Regions from separate parts of the Homo sapiens genome. Here region 2 is linked to region 1. Evidence: chromatin loops called from intact Hi-C (ENCODE). Cell type or tissue: HepG2. All regions are shown on one strand. Each heading gives the region's core, and the rest is flanking DNA. Links, peaks and the distances in the headings are about the cores only. Region 1 overlaps LOC105371072 (a long non-coding RNA gene). Region 2 has its middle 39 kb from the start of LINC02152.

Region 1 (2,924 bases), core at 204-2,703:
TAAATAAAGTTTACTGGAACACAGCCACACTCATTTGTTTATTTTTTGCCTGTGGCTGCCTTCACACTCCAACAGCGGAGTTGAGTGGTTGTGGCAAGAGACCACATGGCTTGCAAAGCCTAAAATATTTACTATCTGTCCCTTTACAGAAAAAGTTTGCTGACGCCTGAGTTAGAGAATTGAGAATAATGTGATCACACTACAAAAATCACTATGGCAGCAGTTTGGAAGATGACCCGGAAGCTGAGAAATAACAGGTGGAAAACTGTTATTAGTCCAAGCCAGATATTTATTAAGATAATGTATCAGTCAGGATATGCTAGATTGTGCTGCAGTAACAAGTACAGATTTCACTGGATTTCAAGTCTGGTTTCTCACTGGCAATTCATGTCTGTTGTAGGCTAACTGGGGTTCTGCTCCTTTCCATCCTCATTCAGAATCCAGACTGACAGAGAAGGCTTTATCTAAACTATTTTAGCTTTTGTGGGAGAGGGCAAAATAGACATAGCAAGTCACAAGCTGGCTCTTATAGGTTATGCCCGATAGAGACACACAATGCTTCTACTCATATTCCATTAGACAAAGCAGGTGCCATGGTTACTCCTGGGCTCAATGAGGCAGGACTGTAAAATCTTCCCATAGGGATGGGCACCACAGGCAGAAGCAAAATTAATAGAGATGAGGAGACAGAGCCTCTTGACATTAGACAGAGACAATGGGTGGGAAGAAGGAAGGAGAGGGCAGATATTAGGGGTGTACCTTGTTTTCTGCCTCTGATGCTTTGGTGCATGGTGATGGCATTCACTGAGATGGGTGGTCCAAGGAGAGACTGGGAAATAAGATGATGAATTCATTCGGGGCCAGGTGAATTAGGGGTGCCTGTAGGAATTGAGATGGGGGTGTCTAGTTAAGCATCTGGAAAAGTAGATTTGAACCTCAAGACAGGTGTAAGAAACAGAAATTGCCATCAATTTTATTTCCCTTGTGGTTGTAAAAAGTGATTGTCTTCCTAAGTGAGATGACAAGGTAAGTAAAGTGCTTAGCATACTGCCTGGCACAGAATAAGATACCATTAAAGATTTTAGCAATTCTTATTTTTCTTATGAATCAAGTGGAACCATGGAAATAATTCAAAAGCCGATTAATGATCTACCTTGCCTAATTCAGCCACATGGTCATTCCAATAAAACTGCTTGATGATACACCATTTAAAAAATAAATTCCTCCTGACCTGGAGCTAGTGTTATTAAGCACATAGCTTACTAACTTACATATCCTTACATAACCCACAGTCACTCCTGCGTTTGGATGGGATCACAATGCTATTAACCTGAGCAGATTTCCGAATAATTGAAATTCTGTAAGGATTCATATCTTTCCAGTAAAGTAAACAATGAGTCAGCCATTATTACTGTGTGTGAGAATTCCAGAGTTCAGGGCACATGTCAAAACTCAGGACGAGGTTTCAGGGACTGTCTATACTTTGTATTTCCCAACAGGTTAAGAAGAGAAATACACAGCAGCCCAGCCTGTAACACTGTTTGTTTACCCTGGGAAGGACAGGGTTTTTACCTCTGATAGAAGTAGTGGGCTTAGTAGAATCTAAGTTAAACTAAGCAAAGTTAAAATTAGAGATTTACAGGTAGACACAATCACATATCAGTATTGGTTTTTGTCTTCCAAAGCCAGTCAATTTTGGGGAGTAACTCCATCCATTTATTCAACAAATATTTGAGTTCTCTATATCCCAGGCCACTGATGTAGAATTTGGGGGAAAGGGTGATAAATAAGACAGACAAATTCCATGCTCTTACTTTCTGGAGGGGGATAGACATCAACAGATAAACAAATACATAGGTAATATAATGTTAGGTTATGATAACTTCAATGAGGGGAAAAAGCAGAGGAGGGTAGAGGGTTCATATGACATGGAAAACAGTATGTTTCTGTGTATGGTGTCCAGGTGTCCCTGTGTTACATTAAACAGGACTTTCAGGAAAGCTCTTATAAGGGGGTACTGCCTAGGCAGAGTTTGATGGAGAAAGATAGAACCATGGTGACGTTTCGATAGAATAGCTCTAATCAGAAGAAAGACAACATGCAAAGGTCTTGGGATAGGGAGGTACTTGGTGTGTTCAAAGAGTAGCAGAGAATCCCAGGTGAAGAGGTTAGACTGAGCTGAGGGAGAGGGCGGGGAGTTGTGTTCATGCAGGATCCCAGGGAGCCATTCAAGGGAAGCAGCCTGGAATTTATGAAGCCGATGGGGAGCAACTGGAGCACTGAGGGCAAGGCAAGGCAGCAGCATGATCTGATTCTCATTTCATAAGGACCTCCTGCCTTGACTGCTTGATGGAGAGGAGATTGTAGGATGGCAAAGGTGGAAACAAGGAGGCCAGTGATGAAGCGACTGTGGGTGCCCAACGACGAGGGTCATTGTGGAGGTGAGAAACATATTATTCGGGTACATAGTTTGAAGTCGGAGTAAATAGAATTTGCTAAGAGATTGAAAGTGGAGTTTGGGAAAATAAGAGGCACAAAAATGACCCCATGTATTTTACATCGAGCAACTGGGTGCTGTCATTCATTGAAATGAGGAACAAAGAGAGAAGAGCAGGTTTTGCTGGGTCAAGAGTTCTTTAGCCCTCTACATAGCCAGGGCCATGTATCCAGGAATAATTTATATCCTTATAACACTTGACATTTTGCAAGAACAATTTCATGCCAGCCATATGAGCAAGGCGGGACTGATGCTATTTGTTTCCATTTTGTGAGTGAAAATAACCAAGGCTCAGAAAGAGTAAGCCAGAGATAGCATAATAGATGGGACTATTTTGAAACACAAGACAGAAACCAACTCCACCTAGCAGAGGCACAAAAGAAAATGTATTGGCTTTTGAGAATGGGGTATCTAAGGATGGAGTTGG
Region 2 (2,924 bases), core at 123-2,622, 56 kb after region 1:
TAAACAAGGCCAGGCACAGCGGCTCATGTCCGTAATCCCAGCATTTTGGGAAGCCAAGGCGGGTGGATCACTGAGGTAAGGAGTTTGAAACCAGCCTGGCCAACGTGCTGAAACCCTGTCTCTACTAAAAATACAAAAATTAGCTGGGTGTGGTGGTGGACACCTACAATCCCAGCTATCCGGGAGGCTGAGGCAGGAGAATCACTTGAACCCAGAAGGCAAAGGCTGTAATGAGCCGAGACCACGCCACTGCACTCCAGCCTGGGCGACAGAGCAAGACTCTTTCTCAAAACAAGCAAGCAAACAAACAAACAGAGTTAAACATAGAATTACCATATGACTCAGCAATTCTAGTCCTAGGTATATACCCAAGAGAATTGAAAACATAGGTCCACATGGTAATGTGTAAACAAAGTTTATAGAAGCATTACTCATAACAGACAAACAGCAGATACAAGTCGAATGTCCATCAACAGATGAATAGATTAACAAATTGTGGTATGTTCATAAAATGAAATATTATTTAGCTATAAAAGGGAATGATGTACCAGCAACAGCTACAGCTTGGATGAACCTTGAAAACATTATCCTATGTCAAAGAAGCCAGACACAAAAGGTCACACATTCTATGATTCCATGTATGTAAAATATGCAAAATAGGCAAAGCCATTGAGGAAGAAAGTAGACTATGGATTGTCAGGGGATGGGGGAATGAGGAAATGGGGAGTGATTACTTTTAGGCTATAGGGTGTTCATCCGGGGTGATGAAAACATCTCGAAACTAGAGAGCGGTGGTCAGTCTTTGCATAACATTGTAAAGGCACTAAATGCCCCTGAAATGTGTACTTTAAAGTTGTTAACTGCACATTATGTAAACTTGAGCTCAATGAAAATAGTAATACCTAACATAAAATATTCTAAAAATTAAGTAAACTAATACATGCACCTTGATACATAAATTTAAACATTTTTTCTTAATAAACATTTGTAAAAAAAGTATTGTATGATAATATTTACTTTTTCTGAAGTAGAGTTTCCAAATGTGTTATCAGATTCTCAAAGAGATCGCTGATCCCCCGAATATTGGAATAAACAACTGAAATACTGGCCTAAGAGTAAAGATTGGTGCAGCCATTCTGGAGGACAGTTAGCTAATAGTTGGTCCATTAAAATAAAAATATATATGCCCCATTTTTCCTGAAAATTGTATTTCTGGGTACATATCTTGAAGAAATTCTTGCCCAGGCCCCCAAAAGACCATGCCCAGCAAAATTCACTCTGACATCAAGGAGGTGGAGTTAGAGGCAGCATGGGTGTGATCAAGGGGGGAGGAGACAGGTAAATGTGGGAGATGCACACTGTGGAATTCTGTAAAGTTTTAAAACAACAATCAGGTATTCTAAATAACACAGAGCACTCTTAAAAAACAGTGCTGGGTGCAAAAAGGAAAGGCACAGAATAAAATCTACAGCCCTCTTCATGTATATAACTAAAAATTATGTAAACACAGCAGTGATATGCAATGTATAGGACCATAAACAAATGAAAGCATACACAGCAAACACAGCTGAATGATTGCCAAAGGAGAGGGAGGGACTGATGTTGCAGTTTGTAATGAAAGGAATGAAGAAAAGAAGCAAAAGAGAGGCTGGCTCTAGAACAAGGATGACACAATGCCAGGAACTGAGGAAGGTGAATGACGCCAATCTCTGCACCTAAAGTTCCACAACGTAGATGACAAAATGAAACAAAAATCCCTGGGTCTAGAGAACCAATATATTAAGGGACAATTCCAATCTGGTGATGAGTTTAACATTCAATGCTGGCAGCTAATGATCTTCACCTGCGTTCCCTGATCAATGAAGTAAGACTCTCCAGGAGGTCGGGTCAGATGCTGCCATCTTTAGAAGCTTACTAGGTGATTCTAATGTGCAGTCACAGTCAGGAGGACTGGGTTAGATGTCCTGGGTCAAGGTAAGCACCAGGAGCTTCAAGGAGGCAGCAGGTTTGTAATGGGAAAGGAAGAGGTGAGGCTGAGAGGCGAGGCTAGAGTAAGGCCTTTGAACTATTTTCCAGAAGTTGTTGGGGGAAATATTGAGAAAGTTTTAGCTGGGGAGTGACATGACCAGATTTGCACTTTAGAACATTCTGATGTACTGTTTGGGATGGATGGGAGTTAGGCAAGGGAGGAAGAGGATATTCCATTGAGGAAGTTGTCCAAATACTCCAGGTTAGATGATAAGAGTCTGATGGAGGGAGAGGGAGAGTGGGTAGTAAATATAAGTTCAGGGCAAGGAACAACTATTCTCGGTTCCACATGAGCAAACAAGGGCAGATGAGAATAAAGCTGCTATCTTCAGGTTACTTTATAGTTGTATTAGTCTGTTTTCACACTGCTATAAAGATACTACCTGAGTCTGGGTAATTTATAAACAAAAGAGGTTTAATTGACTCACAGTTCCACATGGCTGGGGAGGCCTCAGGCAACTTACAATCATGGTGGAAGGCAAAGGAGAAGTAAGTACTTTCTTCACAAGGTGGCAGGACAGAGAGAGAGAGAGAGAGCAAGAGAGAGTGAGAGAGAGAGTAGGGGAAACTGCCACTTTTAAACCACCAGGTCTCATGAAAACTCCCTCATTATCATGAGAACAGCATAGGAAAAACCACCCCTATGATCCAAGCGCCTCCCACCAGGTCCTGCCCTCGACAAGCAAGTGTTACAATTTGAGATGAGATTTGGGTGGGGACACAGAGCCAAACCATATCAGTAGTCTAAAGTAGACTCAATAAAGGGCCTTCTGCTCTTGAGTGTGGAGCACCAGTTCCAATCTGAGTGACCCTCTGATCAGATGCACTGTTCATATCTTGGAAGTGGCTGGAATGTTCCTTCTGGGATATTGCCGTATATTGAGGCACAATAAGAT

The links. Hi-C counts contacts between places; a loop is a spot of excess contacts. Peaks named below come from ENCODE experiments on the same cell type or tissue, not always from the same donor. Only the 100,000 strongest peaks of a DNase experiment are listed, where the experiment ranks them.
Region 2: it touches region 1 in a loop (3-fold over the local background); 2 of 110 quality-filtered maps call a loop at or near these places.

Annotation. Positions count from the first base shown.
Region 1 is chr16:8,389,958-8,392,881 of GRCh38, reverse strand. It overlaps LOC105371072 (a long non-coding RNA gene), which reads right to left. Exons shown (of 3, transcript XR_933045.2): 2 at 760-879. Among named protein-coding and RNA genes, the nearest start is that of LINC02152, 95 kb to the right of the region's middle. In HepG2, for the core only: no CTCF peak of the experiment used is centred there; a DNase peak (open chromatin) is centred at 1,431; H3K27me3 peaks cover 447 bases.
Region 2 is chr16:8,333,561-8,336,484 of GRCh38, reverse strand. No RefSeq gene overlaps it. Among named protein-coding and RNA genes, the nearest start is that of LINC02152, 39 kb to the right of the region's middle. In HepG2, for the core only: no CTCF peak of the experiment used is centred there; no DNase peak of the experiment used is centred there.